Regions from separate parts of the Homo sapiens genome. Here region 1 is linked to region 2. Evidence: read pairs that join two places in POLR2A ChIA-PET (ENCODE). Cell type or tissue: PC-9. All regions are shown on one strand. Each heading gives the region's core, and the rest is flanking DNA. Links, peaks and the distances in the headings are about the cores only.

Region 1 (11,228 bases), core at 5,030-7,529, 980 kb before region 2:
GATCATGCCTATAATCTCAGAGACTCAGGAAGCCAAGGCTGAGGCAGGAGGATTGCTTGAGGCCAGGAATTTGAGACCAGCCTAAGCAACATAGCAAGACCCTGTCTCTATGAAAAATAATTTTGATTTATTTTATTTTATTTTTTTTGTGTGTGTGTGACTGAGTCTCGCTCTGTCGCCCAGGCTGGAGTGCAATGGCACGATCTCAGCTCACTGCAACCTCCGCCACCCACGTTCAAGCGATTCTCCTGCCTCAGCCTCCTGAGTAGCTGGGATTACAGGCGTCCGCCACCACGCCTGGCTAATATTTGTATTTTTAATAGAGACAGGGTTTCACCATGTTGGTCAGACTGGTCTCGAACTCCTGACCTCGTGATCCACCTGCCTCAGCCTCCCAAAGTGCTGGGATTACAGGTGTGAGCCACCATGCCCGGCCAAAAAATAATTTAAAAAATTTAGCCAGGCGTGATAATACATTCCTGTAATCTCAACTACCTGAAAGGCTGAAGTGGGTGGATTGCTTGAACCCAGGAGTTTGAGGCTGCAGGGACCCATGATCGTGCCTCTGCACTGCAGTCTGGGCAACAGAGCAACAGCCCAACTTAAAAAAATTATTTTAGAAAATTTGAATAGAGGAGGCCAGGCGTGGTGGCTCATGCTTGTAATCCTAGCACTTTGGGAGACCAAGGTGGGCAGATCACTTGAGGTCAGGAGTTCGAGACCAGCCTGGCCAATATGGCAAAACCCCGTCTCTATTAAAAATGCAAAAATTAGCCAGGCATGGTGGCGTGCACCTGTAATTCCAGCTAATGGAGAGGCTGAGGCAGGAGAATCACTTGAACCCAGAAGGTGGAGGTTGCGGTGAGCCAAGATTGCACCACTGCACTCCAGCCTGAGCAACAGAGTGAGACTCCATCTCAAAAAAAAAAAAATTAAACAGTGGAGAAGCAGAATAAAAGTCACTCTGAATCCTGGGAATTACCTAAAATGGCAGGGGGGTAGGAGTGAGGAGCAACAGAGATAAAGCTATATAATAGACAGCCAAATCACAATGTTAGTATCCCAAATATCCTAATCCTACCCTTGGGATTAGTGGGATTAGTCAGGAGTAAAATTATGTCAAAATCAGGCTAGCATCAAGATAAGCCAAATCCTACCCTAGATTAGTTAGCCCTCCCTTTGACATTACCAAGGGTCGTAAGTGCATAAACAGACCCCACTGTGGAACTCCAGGGAGCCAGACTGGACTATGGGAGGGTCTTTTGCCAGGCCTAAGCAAACCTACTTTGTCTACTTGTCCCAAAAAACTGATCATTCCAAGAAGAAGAAAGACCAGTCCAGAAAACAACCAGCAAGGAGTATTAAAGAAGCAGTGATTTTGCCTGATGCCAGGGTACAAATGTTTAGCCTATATCAAACACATTCACTGAAGAAGATTCTAAAATCTAACTCAGTAATGTACCTCAGTACAGTACTTTAAAAAATTACCAATAGTTAGCAATCTTTCAAATCCCTCAGCCTCATGAAGAGGTTGGTCTCTTTCGTTTTTCCAAAGAAGATTAACTTTTGTTTGCTTGCTTGCTTTTTTAAAAATTAAAAAAATTTTTTTAGAAATGATATCTTGCTATATTGCCCAGACTGGTCTTGAACTCCTGGTCCCAAACAATCCTCCTGCCTTGGCCTCCCAATAACTTACTTTTTCTTAAAGGTGTGATTATTTTGTTAATACAGTAACACAGAGCTGATAATAATAAAAGTAGTTCTATTGATGATAACACTTAACATTGTCTGGATAATGCAAGTGTTAAATATTGTTTGTTTTATTGGAACATTGATACCAACATTTTATTGGTATGAAACTATCTACTTCTATACCCTGATTCCTTTCCTTTATCTCCATACTAGGACCAGGTAAGGATATCATGGTCTTCATGCTCTGGATTCCTACCATTTTACTATTGATAACATGTCAAAATACAAAATTACAACAAATTTAGTTTAAAGATATTAACTGGCTTTGATTTGCAGTCCTAGACTTGAGGAACACATTATTCTAAAACACAGAATGAGTGTTCTGATTAACTGAGAAGACAAGTTGGCTTTTTAGGCAGAAAAGGGCTGAAGAAAGCAGAAACAGAGAACAAAAAGTGCATAGGTTGGTTCAAAGTTACTTTCCTTGTAAAGGGTAAAGCAGAGGGGACTTCTTTATTATGCCAGCTAAAATTGGCCTGTTTGGAGATTTAGCTATTACCTCTCTCTCTCCTGATTTCTTGGAAGATCAGATGAACTGTCAGCATGAGTAATTCCATTTTGGTTTGGTCTGTTGGACCTAGTACAGAAACTCAATCCAAACCAACAGCCTTGTATAAACTTTATTTTATATATGAAACATAATTTTTATTTTATATGCTTGAGAGAGCATATTAAAACTTCAGTTCTGAATTAGGTCCAACAAAAGGTTGGAAAGAGTAAAGGAGAAATAACTGAAAAATACTGAGAGAGGCACAGTAATGGAAGCAAAGGGGGAGCTTAGTAGGTTTACTATGATAAGACAAGACGTTTTGGTCCAATGTGGGTTATTGTAAACAAAACATTCTTGTTTGTTTATAAAACTAGGCCAGGTGCAGTGGCTCATGCCTGTAATCTTGGCACTTTGGGAAGCCAAGGTGGGCAGATATCTTGAACTCAGGAGTTTGAGAACAGCCTGGGCAACGTGGCAAAATGCTATCTCTACCAAAAGCACACACATACAAAAAAGTAATATATGCTTTGGAAATGAATATTAGTTTGATTATCATTTTTGTACTAAAGAATGACCTTCCCAGTTCTTATTTTTATTTATTTTTATTTTGATAGAGATGGGGTCCTGCTATGTTGCCCAAGCTGGTCTCAAATTTCTGGCCTCATGTCATCCTCCAAGTGCTGGGATTATAGGAGTGAGCCACCATGCCCAGTTTTAGTTTTAGTTTTTGTTTTTGTTTTTGTTTTTTTGTTTTGTTTTGTTTTGTTTTGTTTTGTTTTTGAGATAAAGAGTATTGCTCTGTCACCCAGGCTGGAGTGCAGGGGTTTGTTCACAGTTCACTGCAGGCTCAACCTCCTGGACTCAAGTGATCCTCCCACTTCAGCCTCCCGAGTAGCTGGGACAACAGGTGCATGCCACCATACCCCTCTAATTTTTTAATTTTTTTCTTCTTAAGAGAAAGGGTCTTACTATGTTGCCCAGGCTGATCTCAAACTCCTGGGATCTAGCCGTTCTCCCACTTCGGCCTCCCAAAGTGTTGGGATTACAGGAATGAGCCACTGTGCCTAGCCTTAGTTCTTATTTTTAAATGTCAGCATTTGTATTTAGTTGAAGATTTATTTTTGCACGCAATTTAATTTTTGAACATCTGTAAATAAGTCACTAAGTTTTAGAAATTCACTTTAAAGATATTGGTAAATTCACGATCTCTTTGACATTCAAAACCTATTAGTTTGCCTTATCTATCTTTTGTGAAACTCCCTCATTCCATAATATCTACAAGCAAGTCTTAGTATTTTTGAACTATATATCTGGATAATCATTTGCTTGATAAAAGGACATTTCTCTTTAGAAGTACTCCAACTAAAAAAATAAGAAAGGATGACAGAATTGGAATTTTACAACTTCTAATGAATTAAGGATCTCTGCAAAGTTCATCAATGGCTACCCTCATACAAAATAAGAGACATAGACCATTAAGTACCTCTTGGTGGAATACAACACTAGAATAAAGTGGTCTTGCCTCACCTTTCCCCGCCCCCAAACCAATGATGGTGATAAACCCTAAACTTACCTAACAATTTACAAGAAATAGAGGACAGAGGAACATATGAAATGACTCCATAGGTACAATAAACAAAATCCACACTGTGAACAACTCTATAGACAAAAGACCATTTTCTTCAATAATAACTTAAAAAGAAACAAGAGAAAACTTATAGTGTAAAAGAAACTTAAGAGACATAATAACCAACTGAAATATATACCTTTATTGAAACTCAATTCAAAATGTGGGAACATTTTAAAACTGAGACAACTGGAGAAATGTGAATGGGGACTGATAATTTGATAATATTATGGAATTGTTATTTTAGCATGATGTGGTTATATTTAAGAAAAAAGTTCCTATCTTTTAGAGATACACACTGAAATGTTTACAGATAGAAATGACGTAATATTTGGTTTTGGCTTTAAAATAATCTGGGTGGGGGTGGCAAGAGGTATGGATGGAGGAAAACTGGCCATTCACTGATAATTGTTGAAGTGGAGTGATGGATGCATGAAAATAAACCGTCCTCATAGGGTTTAACAAGAATTACATGCTTGGCTCTGGACAGAAATATAGTTATAATTAAGCATTAATCAGGCTGCACTTGGCCCACTTCCTTTTAGCTGCGAAAGTCACATCACACTAGATGCTGACCATTTGCATCCTCATTGTTCTCATAAATAGAATATGACATTAGAATCATAAGGCTTTTGCTTAAAAGTTGCTTAAGATAGTTTTCAGATCCTGAATTCCAGTGGAACAGTGAGTCTAAAGACCCCCACAGAGGAACTGAATCAGCATGAGAATGCAATTTCTTCATCCCCGCTTCTCATGACTTCAACCTGCATTCCTTAACCAATCAATGATCCCCACACCTTGGCTTACTACCTGTCCAACCCTTTAAAAACCTCTAGCCTCAAACTCCTCCTGGAGGCAAATTTGAGGTTTCCTATCTCCTTGTTCAGCTGTCTTATGATTAAACCCCTTTCTCTGCTGCAACCCAGTGTCTTGGTGTACTAATTTGCCATGCACTGGGCAATGAACCTGATATGGTTCAGAAATTAATTATATTATACATATCATTATATTCTTTTAAACATTTGAAATTACATGTGATGAAATCATAATAAACTTTTTTTTAATGGGCTGATTTTGAGGGGGATCTTTTGAACAGGGTGTGGTGTAAGAAATACATATATGGTCTTCGCCCCTGGTTCCTCACAGAGTTACTAAAACCTTTGGCATTTCCTGAGTGATAGGAGCATCTTTTGTTATTCATAACAAGCTCCTTTCAACCATACCTGAATGTGTGCTAATGAGGTGACTCTTGGTGGGTCCTAGGTAGCATCAAAATGGGGACTTGTTGCCAGGGGAACCAAACACTGTTTAGAGGGTTGGGGTCCCAACCTTTCTTCCCACGCCCCCCAACCCCTGACAATCAGAGAGGGAAAAGGGGCTAGAGATTGAGTTCAATCGCCAATGACAAATTCTTTAATCAATCATGCCTATGTAATGGAACGTTCATAACAACTCCTGAACAAGGCGGTTCAGAGAGTTACCAAGTTGGTGAACACTTGGAGGTGCTGGGAGGGTAGTGCATCTGGAGAGGGTATGGAAGCTCTGCACCCCTCCTCACATACTTTGCATCTTTTCCATTTGGCTATTTCCATGATATATGGTTTTCTTTCTTTCTTTTTTTTTTTGAGACAGAGTCTCACTCTGTTGCCAGACTGGAGTGTGGTGGCACAATCTTGGCTCACTGCAACCTCCACCTCCCAGGTTCAAGTGATTCTCCTGCTTCAGCCTCCAGAGTAGCTGGGATTACAGGCGCCCGCCACCACACCCATCTACTTTTGGTATTTTTAGTAGAGGCAGGGTTTCACCATGTTGGCCAGGCTGGTCTCGAACTCCTGACCTCAGGTGATCTGCCCGCCTCAGCCTCCCAAAGTGCTGGGATTACAGGCGTGAGCCACTGCACCTGGCCCCTATGTTGTATCTTTTATAATAAACTGGTAATAATAAACAAAGTACTTTTCTGAGTTCTGTGAGTCATTCTAGCAAATTATTGAAGCTTGTGGGAGCAGGAGGAAGTTCATGGGAATCCTCAAGTTTGTTGTTGGCCAGTCTGAAGTATTTTAGCCTGGGTACCCCATTTGTGGCTGGTGTCCAGAGTCGGGGCAGTCTTGTGAGGCTGAGCCCTAAACATGTGAAGTATGATACTAAAACTCTAGGAATTAGTGTTAGAATTGAATTGAATTGAATTGAATTGTTGCATACCTAGTTGGTGTCAGAGAACTGGTTGGTATCAGAAAACATCTCACACAGGGGCAGAAAATATATAGTGCAAATATTATTCATCTTTCCATTTAGCAAACCTTTACTGAACACTTTACGTCAGGCATAAGAACTGGAAATGCTAAGATGAATAGTATGGGTTCTTGTCTTTTAGTAGTGTCAAAGGAAAATATGTTGGACCCCCCAAATCACTAAGCTAAAGGGAAAAGCCAAGCTGGGAAATGCTCAGGGCAAACCTGCCTTTCATTCTATTCAAAGTCACCCTTCTGCTCACTGAGATACATGCATATCTGATTGCCTCCTTTGGAGAGGCTAATCAGAAACTCAAAAGAAGGCAACCATTGGTCTCTTATCTACCTATGACCTAGAAGCCCCTTCCCACTTTGAGCTGTCCCACCTTTCCCGATCGAACCAATGTTCATCATACATATGTTGATTGATGTCTCATGTCTCCCTAAAATGTATAAAACCAAACTGTACTCTGACCACCTTGGGCACATGTCGTCTGAACCTTCTGAGGCGCATGTCCTCAATCTTGGCAAAATAAACTTTCTAAATTAACTGAGACTTGTCTCAGATTTTCCGGGTTTACAGTAGCTTATCACAGTCTAGTAGAAGAGACATTCTGACACATGAACTAATAAGTAAAACACTAGGTTATACGCAGAACACAAGTACTTACAAGATATAGAGATAATGATTAAGAGGTAATTATTAATTCAGTCTTTTTTTTTTTTTTTGAGACAGAGTCTCGCTCTGTCACCCAGGCTGGAGTGCAGTGGCACATTCTAGGCTCACTGCAACCTCTGCCTCCCAGGTTCAAGCAATTCTCATGCCTCAGCCTCCCAAGCAGCTGGCATTACAGGCACGCGCCACCATGACACCTGGCTAATTTTTTGTATTTTTAGTAGAGACAGGGTTTTACCATATTGGCCAGGCTGATCTTGAACCCCTGACCTCAAGTGATCCACCCCCTCAGCCTCCAAAAGTGCTGGGATTAGAGGCGTGAGCCACCACGGCTGGCCTAACTTAGTTTTTAAAGTGTAGAAATCAGGCATTTCAGGTATAAAGGTATGAAAGTATATGGTCTGTAAAAGAACTGCAAAGAACTGAATCTGCCTAATAGATTAGGTAATAAATAACCTTACGTAATAACTTGTGTTTGTACATGAGAGGTGAGATGGTAGTTGTGATTGAAATTGGAGAGGTTAGGAGGAACCAGAACGTTAAGGTAACTATGTATCACTCTGAGCAGTCTGAAACTTAAGTGATAGGAAGCCACCAAAGGATTTTGAAAAGGCAGTTACTTGTTCAGATTTGTAATTGAAATAGATTATCGTGACGGTTCAGAGGGAACAGATTTGAGGAAAAAAGAACCCTAAAAATGCTTTCTTAGCAAAAGCAATTGGAGAATTGTTAGTAAGATGTCTGAAGTACCCACTCTGGATGAGAGCCACAGCAGCCCACCAGGCAGAGGGTTATGTTTTGGGTTGCACAGTTTGTATGATCAAAGGAATACTACCTCACACTGGCCTAAGGTTCCTCAATCCCCTGCTCAGTAGTGATGAAGAATTCAACTACACTGTTTCAGAAGTCCTAAATACTGAAAGCTTTTCCTTTTTAGGTAAAATAATATCAAACTAAATACAACTTTTCTTCAAAAGCACCATTGAGTATCTCTTTTTAATTTTTTATTTTTACACAAGCTGGAGTATGGTGGTGCAATCATGGCTCACTGCAGCCTCAACCTCTTGGGATCAAGCAATTCTCCCACCTCAGCCTCCTGAGTAGCTGGACTACAGGTGTGTGCCACCATGCCCAGCTAATTTTTAAATTTTTTGTAGTGAAGGGGTTTCACTATGTTGCCCAAGCTAGTCTCAAACCCCTGGCCTCAAGCAATCCTCCCACCTTGGCCTCCAAAGTGGTATGAACCACTGCGCCTGGCCCACTGAGTACCTCAGTTGTTCAAATTCTTAATTCAGCTGAGGGATGGAGAAGCTCTGGTCTATTGATGAGATCAAATCTTGACCTGATTTTATTCCAACAGTATATGTAGCAATTATGTATGTATATATTAGTAAAAACATATGACTTCAAAAATCTTTTAAAAACCATAAAATAGACCAAGGGTCAGCAAACAACTGACCATAACCAGCTGTCTGTTTTTGTAAATAAGTTTTATTGGAACATAATTACACACATTTGCTTACATGCTGTCTGTGGCTGCTTACATGCTGTCTATGGCTGCTTCCATGCTACAACAGCAGAGTTGGGTAGCAGCATCGGAAATTGTATGGCCTGCAAAGCTTAAAATATTTACTGGCCTGCTGTGGTCTGAATATTTGTGTCCCACAAAAATTCATTTGTTGACACTCAACTCCCAATGCAATAGTATTAAGAGATGGAGGCTTTAGGAGGTGATTATGTCATGAAGGCTTTGCTCTTGTGAATGGGATTAGTGTCCTTATAAAAAGAGGCTTGGGGGCCGGGCGTGATGGCTCATGCCCATAATCTCAGCACTTTGGGAGGCTGAGGTGGGCGGATCACGAGGTCAGGAATTCGAGACTAGCCTGACCAACACGGTGAAACCCCATCTCTATTAAAAATACAAAAATTAGCCAGGTGTGGTGGCGCATGCCCGTAATCCCAGCTACTCAGGAGGTGGAGGCAGGATAATTGCTTGAACCCGGGAGGCGGAGATTGCAGTGAGCCGAGATCGTGCCACTGCACTCCAGTCTGGGCGACAGAGCAAGACTCTGTCTCAAAAAAAAAAAAAAAAAAAGAGGCTTGGGGTTGGGCGTGGTGGCTCATGCCTGTAATTGCAGCACTTTGGGAGGCTGAGGCGGGCAGATTGCGTGAGCCCAGGGGTTCGAGACCTGGGCAACATGGTAAAACCCTGTATCTATTAAAAAAAAAAAAACACAAAAACTAGCCAGGTGTGGTGACATGTGCTTGTAGTCCCAGCTACCTGGGAGGGTGAGGTGAGAGGATCGCCTGAGCTCAAGAGGGCAAGGCTGCAGGGAGCCATGATTGCACCACTGGCCACAACCACACCACTGCACTCCAGCCTTTGTGACAGAGTGAGACCCTGTCTCAAAAAACTAAATAAAAAGAGGCTTGAAGGAGCCTGTTTGCCACTTTTGCCATGTGAGGATGCAGCAAGAAGGCATTATCTTGGAAGCAAAGAGTAAGCCCTCCCCCGACACTGAATCTGTTAGTGCCTTGATGTTGAACTTCCCAGCCTCCAGAACTGTTAAAATTAAATTTCTGTTATTTAGAAATTGCCCAGTCTAAGGTATTTTATTATAGCAGCCCAGACAGACTAAAAGAGCTGCTAAGGATGTAAAATGGTACAGCCACTTGGGAAAACAGTCTGGCAGTTCCTAAAAAAGTTAAATATAGAGTTACCATTTGACCCAGAAATTCCACTCGTAGGTATATACCCAAGAGGAATAAAAATATATGTCCATGTAAAAACTTGTACATAAATGTTCCATAGCAATATTACTTATAATAGCCCCAAAGTAGGAACAACCCAAATGTCTATTGACTAATGAATGGATAAGTAAAATGTATATCCATTTATATAATAGATTATTATTTGGCCATAAAATGGAATGAAATACTAATAAAGTCCTAACAGAGATGCTACAACATGGATGAAACTTGAGAGCATTATACTTAGTGAATGCAGCAAGTCACAAAAGACCATACATTATATGATTCCATATTTATGAAATGCCCTGAACAGGAAAAACCATAGCAACAGAAAGTAAATTAGTGATCGCCTGGGGATGGGGAGGGTGGGAAGGGTTTGGGAAGTGCCTGCCGATAAGTACAGAGCTTCTTTCTGGGGTGATGAAAATGTTTGAAAATTAGGCAGTAGTGTTTGCACAATTCTGTGGATGTATTAAAAACCACTGAATTGCATACTTTAAAAGGGTAAATTTTATGGTATGTAAATTACATCTCAATAAAGCTGTTATTAAAAAAGAAGGTGATTGCATGAAAACTAGTGGACCTAAAAAAAAAAGTAGATGGGGTGTTTATACTTCCCCTTGAAAACAATTTTTTTTTTTTTTGAGATGGAGTTTTGCTCGTGTTGCCCAGGCTGGAGTGCAATGGTGCGATCTTGGCTCACCGCAGTCTCCACCTCCCAGGTTCAAGTGATTCTCCTGCCTCAGCCTCCCGAGTAGCTGGGATTAAAGGCACGTGCCACCACACCTGGCTAATTTTTTATTTTTAGTAGAGACGGGGTTTCTCCATGTTGGTCAGGCTGGTCTCGAACCCCGGACCTCAGGTGATCCACCCACCGTGGCCTTCAAAAGTGCTGGGATTACAGGCGTGAGCCACCACACCCGGCCAACAATTTTTTAAAATACAAACTTCTTTTCACTTATATGATCTTCAACTATTTTTAAGTGGGTTTGTGATCACTCATAACCTTTCATGACTTTTCCACATTATTCTTTAAACTAATAAAGTACAGTTTTCAGATTGGGCATGGTGGCTCACACCTGTAATCCTGGCACTTTGGTAGGGCAAGGTGGGAGGACTGCTTGAGGCCAGGAGTTTGAGAACAGCCTGGGCAATATAGCAAGACTGTCTCTGTTTTTTGTTTGTTTTTTTTTAAAGTACTTTACAGTTTTTAAAATATTTCCATAAACATTGTCTCATTGGATCTTTACAAGAAGTAGGATAAGTATTATTATTTCATATTACATGTGAGGAAGTATGACTGGTTCAAAGAAATAAAGCTATAAGTTAGCAGGCCGAGTTGGTCATTAGATTTCTACATCAACAGTTTTCCCAGTATTATCACTTTACTGTATTTCATATACATTAAAGGAAAACTTCAATAGGGAAGATTAGTTCATTAATTCTTTCATAAATTATTTATTGAATCCTTCTATGCTCCTGGTACTATGTTAGGAGCTGACATATAAGATGAGTAAGATTGAAATTGCCCTGCCCCCAGGAGAATCGCTTGAACCCTGGAGGCAGAGGTTGCAGTGAGCTGAGATCTTGCCACTGCACTCCAGCCTGGGTGACAGACAAAAGCAAGACTCCATCTCAAAAAAAAAAAAAGAAAAGAAAACTTACAGACTTACAGATCTATATGAGGTTCTCCAGTCCCTCAGA
Region 2 (11,228 bases), core at 5,361-7,860:
TTAAGGATTGAAGCTTGCAGACAGCCATCTCTCTGAGTTTCTTACAGGAGAAGAAATAGGAGAAGCTTTCATTTCCAAGAGAAGTCAATGATTTTCTATACCTATTACCCTACCACTTCCCTCTCACCCTGTGACCTTTGCACAGATGCTGAGGTCTGAGGTTTCTGTAAGCCTCTCCCTGCTGCTCATCTCATTGTGTGCTTCATGAAAGCACAGAAATACATCGCAGTGTCCCCCAGCTGTGAGTCTGAGATCTTGAGACTGAAGGATTTGGCTGCTTTCTGGAAGTTCACAGAGAAACGATTCTCCGTTGCATTCTGTTGCTTATAAGCTTCTTGGCGAATAACGAGAATCATCTGCCTGCTGGGAGGCTGCTTGTACCAGAACAAATAATAATTATTCTCACTGGTGTCATATGTGCAACTCAGGGTCACAGTCTCTGCCTCCTGCACAGACATCTCTGGTTGAGACTGAGTGACTGTCTGGGCCATGCCGGATTCTGTGGAAAATAGGAGAGAAAGGACTTCACTGGGATATCACGTGTGAGTGAGAAACAGACTCACAAGCTGATTCCCATTCCCCATTCCCACACACCTTTCTTTGTGATTCTAGCCTCAGGCAGCATATTTCTGCCTCCAGGTAGCTGGGCTCTAAGAGGCAATGCAGTTGCTGTTCTGTTAATCCCTCCTGCTTCACAGCCCCATTAGATGCCTTTATAAAGAAAGAACCACATCTTCCTTACCAAGACAGGTGGAGACCACGACTGCCCACAGCAAGCTAACTCGTGTCATGCTGACAGCGCTCCCCTGCAGAGTGAAAAGTCTCCTGCTCTGATGGGTTCTCCTCTGTGCTTGGTGAGAATTCTCCTTCAGGGCAGGAAATGCTATGATAGGTGGGTGGGTGACTAGGTTTCAAGGAGGGAAACATTTCTGAATACTTTTTGGTCTCTCAGAAAATAGGCCTCTGGTTATAATTTCAAATGAAAATAAAAAATGTTTCTGGAGTGCTTTTAGTTAGCCTAGAAGAAAAATAAAGAGAAAATGGAGCTGGCAAATTTGTTTTTAATACGACCTAATCTTGGAGAGGAGAGCGTGATCCAGAATGGTGAGCAGAAGCCTCTGACTCCATTCACAACAAATGGCAAACTGTGATTTTATTTTTCTTCTTATTAAAAAAAATTACAAAGCAAATCTTATGAAATAAGGACACTTAATTTTGAGTGATAAGAATATGCCTATTTATATTCAATTTTTTTACATTTTTATAATTTCTCAAAATAAAGAATGAGAAAAAAGATATATGCTTGTGGCTGAAAAGAGCATCGACTAAATTCAGAGATAAGTAAAAGCAGAATATGTAGTGTGTAATTGTGTTCACATTTTACATGGATTAAAAAAATAATCTTGTTGGCCAGGCATGGTGGCTCACACCTGTAATCCCAGCACTTTGGGAGGCCGAGGTGGGCAGATCACTTGAGGTCAGGAGTTCGAGACCATCCCGGGCAACATGGTTAAACTCCATCTCTATTAAAAATACAAAAATTAGCTGGGCATGGTAGTACATGCCTGTAATCCCAGCTACTTAGGAGGCTGAGGTCAGAGAATCGCTTGAACCTGAGAGGCAAAGGTTGCAGTGAGCTGAGTTTGTGCCACCACACTCCAGCCTGGGCGACAAGAGTGAAACTCCATCTCAAAAAACAAACGCAAACAAACAAATAAACAAAACCACCTTGTTTATGCTATATCAAGAAGCTCTGAAATAACTATTGCAGAAGTTCTCATCAGCACTAAATTGCCTCAGCTTAATTTATATTTATATCAAGAATTGCTCTTATCATTTTCATTCCATTTTGAAAAAATATTGTGAAAAAAACTCTTTTTAAATACCTTACTCTGATTCTTTAGAATTTTGCATTTCCAGAGGGAGCATCAGGGATCCTTATGTAATTCCTGAGTTGGGGTCCCCAAACTGGGCATTATGAATGGGGGCCCTGTTATGTACTGGGTGCTGTGTGAGGAGCATGAGTTCTCTGTCACAGAGGTAGGTGGCTGAGTGTCCCCTCTCAGAGAGATGCTTAAGGAGTTTGTAAGCACTGGGGCCCATCCTGAATGAGACTGCTAAAATCCCTTGTGCTGCAAAGCTCAGCTTGGTAGCAATAAGAGAAGGGGCACCAACATTTCTTCTGGATAATCTTCACCCTTGTCTCATGATTTGAATTCCTGTATCTTGGTTTTGGATCCCTAAAAGTCAGCTTCGACACAATAATTTGTGTGTAAATAGTTTATTATAGGTGATTCTAGGAAACTGTAGATCAAAAATAAAATTCTAAGGCCCCCCAGCCCCCCGCAACCATCTGAGTGGACTTCCTTCTTGGCCAGGGCTCTCTTAAAATTCAACTTGAGAGATTGGTTCAGGCCAGAATGGGAAGTGGGGGTCAGACATGCTTCATCATACCTCTCTGGCATTAACATCAACACAGACCTGAAGTCTGATAAGAAGCATTTACAATCCATTCTCTCTGAAACCTGCTACTTGGAAGATTCATCTGCCTGACCAAACTCTGGTCTTTATAACCTCTTATCGCAATACAGACATTTCCTATTAATTCCAGGTCTTTAGATAAACTCAACCAATTGTCAACCAGAAAAATATTAAATCTACTTATAAGCTGGAAGCTCCTCACTCCCACTGACCCCCTTGCCCCTTGCTTTGAGTTGTCCCACCTTCCTGGATCAAACCAATGTATTTTTTAAATGTATTTGATTGAAGTCCCATGCCTCCCTAAAATGTATAAGCCAAGCTGCACTGCGACCACCTTGGGCACATGTTCTCGGAACCTCCTGAGGGCTGTGTCATGGGCCATGGTCACTCATATTTGGCTCAGAATCAACCTCTTTAACTATTTTACAGAGTTTAACTCTTTTTTGTTTGCAAGACATGGGTAAGAGGTAAATCAGGGAAGGAAGGAAGCCAATACAGAATGTGCCATCAAGGCAGTTACCACGATGGGCAATTGCAGCTTTCTGCAGCTGGATAATGTTAGGGGTAGAAGGCTCTGAGTTACTGGTGGTGAATCCATATGGGTCTGCAGCAACCTCAAGTCTTGTCTCTTTAGCAGAAAGAATTTGACTGAGGGAAATAAGGCAGAATGAAAGACCAAGGCAAGTTTCAGAACAGGAGTGGAATTTTATTAAAAAGCTTTAGAGCAGGAGAGAAAGGAAAGTACACTTGGAAGAGACCCAAGCGGACAACTGGAAGGACAAGTGCAGCCTTTAACCTTAATCCTAAGATTTTATACACTGACCTACCTCCAGCATCTTGTGCCCCTTTCCCATGATTCTTCCCTTAGGATGGGCTGCCCGCATGTGCAGTGCCCTCCTTCCTGCTTGGGACGTGGGCATGAGCAGTGTGTTTAGGAAGTTGTACTCATGCACATCTGAGGCTTTCTTCCTTTTTCTGGTGGAGTGCCCACAGAAGGTCATACTCTGCTGTTTTGTCTCTTAATGTACATGCTGGGTTCACTCACCAATTCCTGAGATTTTATTGGAAGCTGATTACCAATCTTAAGTGTCTTTATCTGTTGGGGAAGTTGCCAGTGATAATTTGCTGCCAATTATCATTTTTAGAGAGGTAATGTGATAACTGCCGAACAATCGCCTGATGACTCCTGGTGGGTGGAGGGGAGAGCTCTCTTGTGCCCCATTCATGCCTGTCTAACTACCTGTCACAATAACTCTAAGAGACAGCATAGCATACTCTTTGGAGCTATGCCAAATGAGTCATGAAGAAACTGGAGTAATCATGCCTAAACTCCCTGTCTATCACTGATTAAGAACTGCTTTTGGGGCATTAACTCTTTTGCATTTCTGGCTTGTCCTCCACAGCCTCCACATTCATGGCCAGAAAGTCAAAGTCATCTTCAGGGTTGCTGGGATTTTCAGCGAGTGGTGTCCAGCATGTTGGCGTGACTGCCTAGGAGATATAGGTAGGGAACCAACAGTATCTATACAGTTCACTCCTTGCCTTGCTCAGATCCACTTGTGCTGTGTGTTAAATTCATATAGATCACTAGTTTTTGTTGTTGATGTTGTTTTGACAACAAGAGGGTTACTGGGACAAGTTACGTTTGTTATAGTTAGTTGCATGACTGCAACTCATATTTATTATCTCCTCCATCTACCTTCTATACTACTTATTCTTGATTCTCCCCACCTTCGGCTAGCATTTTTTTCTACTGCTCTAGATTTCTTTTCCAGGGAGGTAACCTAGACCTTCATCACCGAGGGGTATAAGCCCCTGGTTAGTCTGCTCTTGTCAGGCTGTAGTTGCTACAGTTGCCTATTTACGATAATCACTGACATGAAAGTGCTAAAAGTCATCACAGTGAATTCCCTGAGTTGTAGACATATATCCCCAGTTCCGCTATGGGGTTTAGCTTCATGATAATCAGGATCAACTTGTCCATGACAGTAGTAACTCCTTTCTTGGCCTCCAGGACTGGCATGAAGATCCCCAAATTATGAGGTAGTATATATTATCTTGGGTTTGGTAAAAACCTATTTCCCTCGTAGAAGCAGCATCCTCCCTTTTCCCCCTCAAAGGGAAACAGAATCCCTAGTCCAGCAGAACCTATAGTTATAAGAACAGGAAGCACAAAAGTGGGTTACTGAAAGTGGTGGTTGATGGGGTGATAGTCCTACTTCCATCCCTTGCTACCCAGGTCCATGTATTTTATGTAACAGGGACACAACACTATCTCAAAGAATAGCTTTTCAGCCCCTCAGGGTGCTGTCCCTAAGCTGGTGCTTTAGCTGGGCCCTTAAGTGGTCATTCCAAAGTTCTATCAGGCTAGTGGTTCATGGCTAATGCTGTATGATGAAGCTATATGCTATATGACATGACTACTGTCACACGCCCTTGATATAAAGTGGGTCTGTTGATGCAAGGGATGTGAAATCCTTTGATGATCAGAATGATCAATGAGACACTCTGAGCCATCAGTTCATGCAACTATGTGTGGCACTTTGGAGGAGACCACAGATTCACACCCAGAATATGTATTAAGAAGAAAAAAAATTCCTAATACCTCCAGGTTGGAAGTGGTCCAATGTAATCAACTTGCCAACTAGTGTGTGGCTGGTTCCTTTGAAGGATGATTCCACATCGAAGGCTCAGTGTTGTATTTACTGCTGACAGGGTGGACATTTGGTAGTGAGACAGCCAGGTGGGAGGGGGTCCCTAGAGAAATTCCAAGCAGCCTGTGCACTGGGGTGGAGCCGCAGAAGTTGGCATCCTTTGCAGTGGGGAGGAGCCAGGCTCCTCCTCTTCCTGTGTGGAACCTGGGATTCGAACTGCGGGGTGGGAAGTGCTCTAGCAGGGACTCTGGCCTTGTAAGAGTCCCTGTTTCCCCCTTTTCTTCCTCTTCACCCAATAAAACCGTGTCTTACTCACCATTCAAATTGTTTGCGAGCCTGAATTTTCGTGCCCATGGGAAAAGAACCCTGTCTTTGAACTAAGGAAAAGTCCTGTGACAGCAGCAGAAGTAGCTGAATCTGTCTTGGTGGGAGAAAACCCATGCTTCTGGGCTTATAAAGAAACTCAATCTGTCACCTCAGCTAATCTATTCATGGGTCTATTGTTCAAGAAATTGACAAGCACAGACATTCTCTGGCTGGCTGACATGCTTTGGACCGACCGTCTTGTCCACATGGTTGTTGAATGCTTCCTCTGTAATGGGCGTTTTCTTGTGAGTATTGATATAAGACACAATGATCAAAACAGTTTTTGCCAAAATTCACTGTTCCTTCAGTTCAGAGTCATTGCTAAATGTGACTCACCCTCCTCCCACCCTACCTGCTCAGAGCTCTGACCCTAGAAAAGAGCAGGATGCTGGACTCACTGTTTATGACCTCTCCTCACATCATTGACTTCCTTTCTAGCTAGCTGGTTGGCATTTTATCCCTTTTAAGGAGAAGACAGCTTTTCTACCATGTTGTGTTCTCTTTTCCTTTAAATGCTTTGTACAATTTTCCCTCAGATTTTGGTACTTGATCTTCTAAGCCAATCTTTTTGGCATGTCAAAATATTTTTCCTTTCACTACTGAATTTGATGGTCATGGCTTTCAAGATTTTGTATTTTCTATATCTTTGTAAAAGTCTACAAAGAAGCTCAAAGACAAGAATTTTACCCTGTTCTTTCTTTGTTCTTTAGTGCTCTCTCCTTTTTGATATTTAGCCTCTAGTTTTTGGGCTAGTTTTCACAAAGGAAGGGCCTCACACTGAGAAACAAAGTACTTTAGATGGTATTTGAAAACACTATCCTTCCTCACATGGTCTTCAAATGAAATGTTTGATATTATGTTATAAAACAGTCCCTCATATTTCCCTTTGTATGCAGCAGAGTTATAGTCAGTGCCCCAGGGCCCTTATAAAAGGAGGTGTGCCCAGGCCCCTCAGCAAGCTTTAGGTACCGGGTGCAGGTGACTGTGGGCACTGTGTGCTTGCTGCGCAGAAGAATGTGGTTGAGTCATGGAGCTGGGAATCCTGTATGTGCAGGGAAATGTGCTGGTCTCCTTTTTTAAGCCTGGCTGTGAATCTTCCACTGATCTTCTCTCTCACAGTTGATAGCATTTGTATCAGGGAAATGAGGCCTTCCTCAGGATCCTGCCTGAACCACTGAAGAAATCTGAAGGGCTGTCTCTGTAACTGCAGTTCAGTGTGACGCTGTCACCTTCCTTGACTTTCAGGGAAGGAGCATTCTGTTCCACTGGCAGTTGTCCATTTGACCCTGCTTAGGAGGAATGAAACATTTTCATATATATAGTGTGTTTGTTCATCAGTTTCATTATTTGTTTTACATTCCTGAGACTAGACCCAAGATTGTCCCCGGGATCTTTCTAAATTTCAATGCCCTGGCCGCCCCTACTTGATTCCTCCCCTCCTCATGACTCGCCTGACTCACAGGTCAGCTGCACACAGAGGAGCAGCAGCAGAGTGCTCAGTGGAGTTTCCATTCTTTCCTTTTCCTGGAGCCTCTGTGGATTCAGTTTGGAGACCTAGATTTGGCCGTGTTCACTGGGCCTAGTTCACTGTTCTAGAGTCTTCTGGTTCTGTTGGTTGGGTAGCCTTTGGGGAATCTTCATTGTTTTTACGGATAATCAAAACCTCACTGTTACATCACACACATCATTGAATGCCCTCCTCCTGCTGTTCCCTTCCCCTTGTTCTAGTTTCTGGCAGTGCCTCTGTCAAAGGAAGCACTGCCCCCAGGTGGTCTGAACTCAAAAAAATTGTTTTTTCATTTCCCCCTTAATATAAAGTAACTCGTTATGTTGAAATGAAAGGTAGACGGAACATACAGAGAGGTGAGGAGCAAACAAAAAAGAAAGAAAGCAAACAGTGTTAAAAGGAAAGTTTCTCCAGTTATGACTGTCTGAAAATCCTTTACACCTGAAACTCCCTCACTCCCCTCACCTTTAAAGAATTATGCAGGCTTTTTGCCTCTATGGCACTGTAGTACATTCTGAGGGGGGTAGGAATAGGTTGAGAGAAGATCTGATTATTTCCCTTAATTGATTATTTTTCTACCAGAGCTGTATTATATGTCTCAATCTCAGCAGCTTTAAATAAGTTAAAAGAGTTAGACCTTTTCCAAATTCTCGTTAAAAAGACAAAGGAGGAAAATGTAGTATCCTTTCTTTTAGGATGTTTTCAGGTGTGAGAAAGCAGTCTAGTAACTGGCTAACTCTGAGCATGCTAGTGCTTTTGCAAATATCCAAGTGCTTTATATTTAGCTCTGGGCACCTGTGCACACTGGTAATTTCTCATGTTTTACATATTAGTTTTCTGAAACTCTGTTTTATGGTTTCCTGTACTTGCAGCAATGACTAGGGACTCAAGATGAGGAGAGGATAGGGAAGAAAGCTCTCATCTGTTCTTTGCATCCAGGTCTCATCCTGTGGAGCATAGGTGCCTACCTATTACCCTCCCACATTTTCTCAGCTATATTTCTTGGGTAAAGCCCTGGCCCTAGCAAATCTATCCTCATTCTTTTCTTCCTTCATTTCTTTCTGTGGTCATGACATAAGTGTCTGAGCCTCTACACTGAGTCTATGAAGAATAAGAGGATCTTTGATGTTAATTGTGGATATTACTCTTCCATTCTTTTTTGTGTATGAAATTATGTAAAACAAGGAGAATTTTTTTTTTTTTCGTTTTTTGTAGCTTAGACTAGAGTTAGCTTTCTCCTGGACATGCAGGGTTTGGGTAAGACTGGACTCTACCTTCTCCTGTTTTCACATTTCTGCTTGAGAAAAAAACAATAGACACATGAGGTGGTCACTGGAGAATCTGGCTATTTGTAAACTGGTACACTTCCCTAGAAACCTTATGATCTTTCTTTTTCCCAATCAGAGCATCCCCACATCACATTAAGTCTGAAACCACAGAAATGCTAGCAAAACTTTAGTTCTCTTTGTAAAATTTTTTTTCTATTTATGAGGATACTTACCAGGAATGTCCTCAAAGAAGGGATTTTTTTTCCTAGAAAGAATAGAGGAGCTGTTTTAGATGCTTGGAGGAAGTAGCATTTACATGAGAGTTCTCCTTGGAATTTTTCTTCTCTCTTATCTCAGGTATGTGATTTCAACATTCTAGGTAGGTACTAGCAGGTATATGTCTAGCTATAGATGATTAACGATTTTACTGAGCAATGATGGACAGGGGTTGTGGCAGGTAAACAATAAATGTTGAGTGTCACTACCTCAACAAATTCACTTAACCCTGTGGAGACATTTAATAAAATGTACAAAATAGAATATGCTAATTATCCAGTTGGAGAGAGAAGAAAAACACACCTAAAAAGTCAACTAGCTCTAGGGGCCAGTGTATGATTGACATCAGCAGTTACTACTCTAGAAGCGAGGTATAGGAGCTAAGCAATTGTAGGTAAGAGTTAGTAGCTTAATAACTGATACAAGAGCCAAGAAAAAAAATCATATGATTATCTTTATTGATGGAGAAAAGGAATTTGACAAAATACAACACAGATTCATGTTAAAACATTGAAAAATAAAAACTAATAACTAATTCTTTAACATATCACATAAAACTTGCATACACCGTAATCCCAAACCAGCACCAACTTATGGGAAAGTGCTAGAGGCTTTCCTATTAAAGTAGGTGAAGGAAAAAGATGTTCATTACCACTACTGCTATCTAAGATTGTGTTGAAGCTACTTGCTAATGCAGTCAGCCCAGAGAAACAATAAGAAGCATAAGAATTGGAAAGGAAGAGATAAAACATCATCTGCATGTAAGTAGATAAAATGACTGTACATCAGAAAACCTAAAAGAGGACAAAGACCACTAGCAAAGGATTGGCTACAATTAAACATTTAAAAAATTCCTGTCATTCTTATGCCAAAACAAAAAAAAACAGAAGAAAATGTAGAAGAAAAGAGTATATTTTCTATTGCACAGAAGTGAAAAGAAAGAGAAAGAAAATTCTTAAGTGAAAATTAAGGGTAGGCAGACAGGTTAGTTAAATGGAATAGCAAATCTGTAATATGGCCTAATTGTATATGGAAATTCATGTACGATAATAACAGCGACTCAAATCAGTGGTGGGAAATGACTTTCCAGTAAGTCACTGTTCTAACAGGAATAACTTGTATGCCTCCTAGATATGAGTCTGCTGGTGACAAATGTGATTGTGATCCTGTCCCATTTAGGCCTATAGTCATTAAACTGGGGTCACGTACCTTGAGGCAAATGAGGACTTTCTTAAAACCAGCCTGCTCTAGAACATGCTTCAGGGTCCAAATGTTAAGCTGCTGCTTCTTTCCCATTTCTCTTTCCAACATCACCCTTACCTCCTACCCCTTAAAGAAAAAGTATATATCTCAACCATCCGGAATGGTGCATTGGTCCAGGGTGCTAAAAAAAAAATTCCCAAGCTGCCAAATAAAGAGACAATTTATTAGCTTCTGGAATCTGCGGGAGAGCCCTTAAAAGCTAAGCAAGAAATATTGCAAAACAGGAATATATTTCAACTGGCGACAGCCTCAATGCAAGGTTCCTTACCATATTCATCTACCTACTTTAGAATTAGAATTATGAAATGACTGGGTTGTCATTGGAACCCATCATGTAACATTCTTATTTGAATTAAAAAATGAAGTCAGGCTTTTTTTTCTGACAGAAAACACATCTTATGTGGCCAGTTTGTTGACAATGTGGGGTATGGGGGAAAGAGAAGAATTAAAGAAGATTCCAGTATTTTTGGCTATAGCGAGTGGGTGAATTATATCACTGTTTTCTTGAGATGGGGAAGAGTGAGGGATGAGCGTAAGGGAGGGAATAAGGTATGTTGTGGATATCTTAGATTTTAGATGCCAGACAGACATCTGGCAAAGATGTTATATAGATTATAGTATATATGAGCCTGGCTTTCAACAGAGAGGGGTTGGATGGAGGTATAAACCTGGGAGTCATCAATGTATGGATGGTAATTAAAGCCATATTCCTGGATGAAATCACTTAGAGAGTGCATGTAGACGGCATATATGTTTGAGGACTGAGTCCTGAGACAACACAGTATCTAGAGGTCAGCAAGAGGAAGGTGAGCTAGAAAAGGAGTGGCTTGTGAGGTTGAAAGCAAACCAGGAAAGTGTGGAATCCCCAAACTCAAGCAAAGATAATGTTTCAAGGAGAGAATAACCAAATTGTCAAATTATTCTGAGAAATTCAGTAAGATAAAACATGGTAATGGATCATTGGATTTGAGGCTATGAAACCCATTGTGACCTTAACAAAGTGATTCTGATACAAGGATAGGGATAAAAATCTGCCTGGACTGGGTTTTGAGTAAGAAAGGGGTTAGGGAGTAGAGATAAGGAATTTAGAAAGCTTTTAAAAGGTGTTATGCTATTAAGACAGACAAGGAACCAACAGGCTATAAAGCTGTTTTGCCCATTGAACCACTAATTCCAGTTCGAGGATGCTGTCTTAATGAAACGATAAAAAGTTAAATTAAAATGTATATTTAGGGGTGGATCCAAGATGGCCAAATAGGAACAGCTCCAGTCTACAGATCCCAGCATGAGCGACGCGGAAGATGGGTGATTTCTGCATTTCCAGCTGAGGTACTGGGTTCATCTCACTGGGGCTTGTTGGACAGTGGGTGCAGGACAGTAGGTGCAGCGCACTGAGCATGAGGTGAAGCAGGG

What was found. Peaks named below come from ENCODE experiments on the same cell type or tissue, not always from the same donor. Only the 100,000 strongest peaks of a DNase experiment are listed, where the experiment ranks them.
Region 1: POLR2A ChIA-PET joins it to region 2 with 5 read pairs; 1 of 35 experiments calls an interaction of 5 or more read pairs at or near these places.

What each region holds. Positions count from the first base shown.
Region 1 is chr14:23,246,081-23,257,308 of GRCh38, reverse strand. All of the region lies in intron 4 of RNF212B (ring finger protein 212B), which reads right to left. Among named protein-coding and RNA genes, the nearest start is that of RNF212B, 14 kb to the right of the region's middle. RefSeq lists a silencer at 4,935-5,229. In PC-9, for the core only: no CTCF peak of the experiment used is centred there; no DNase peak of the experiment used is centred there; H3K27ac peaks cover 1,323 bases.
Region 2 is chr14:22,261,534-22,272,761 of GRCh38, reverse strand. It overlaps TRA, the pseudogene TRAV37 and TRAV38-1. Among named protein-coding and RNA genes, the nearest start is that of TRD-AS1, 220 kb to the left of the region's middle. In PC-9, for the core only: a CTCF peak has its summit at 7,309 (motif pointing left); DNase peaks (open chromatin) are centred at 6,491 and 6,951; H3K4me3 peaks cover 576 bases; H3K27ac peaks cover 2,357 bases.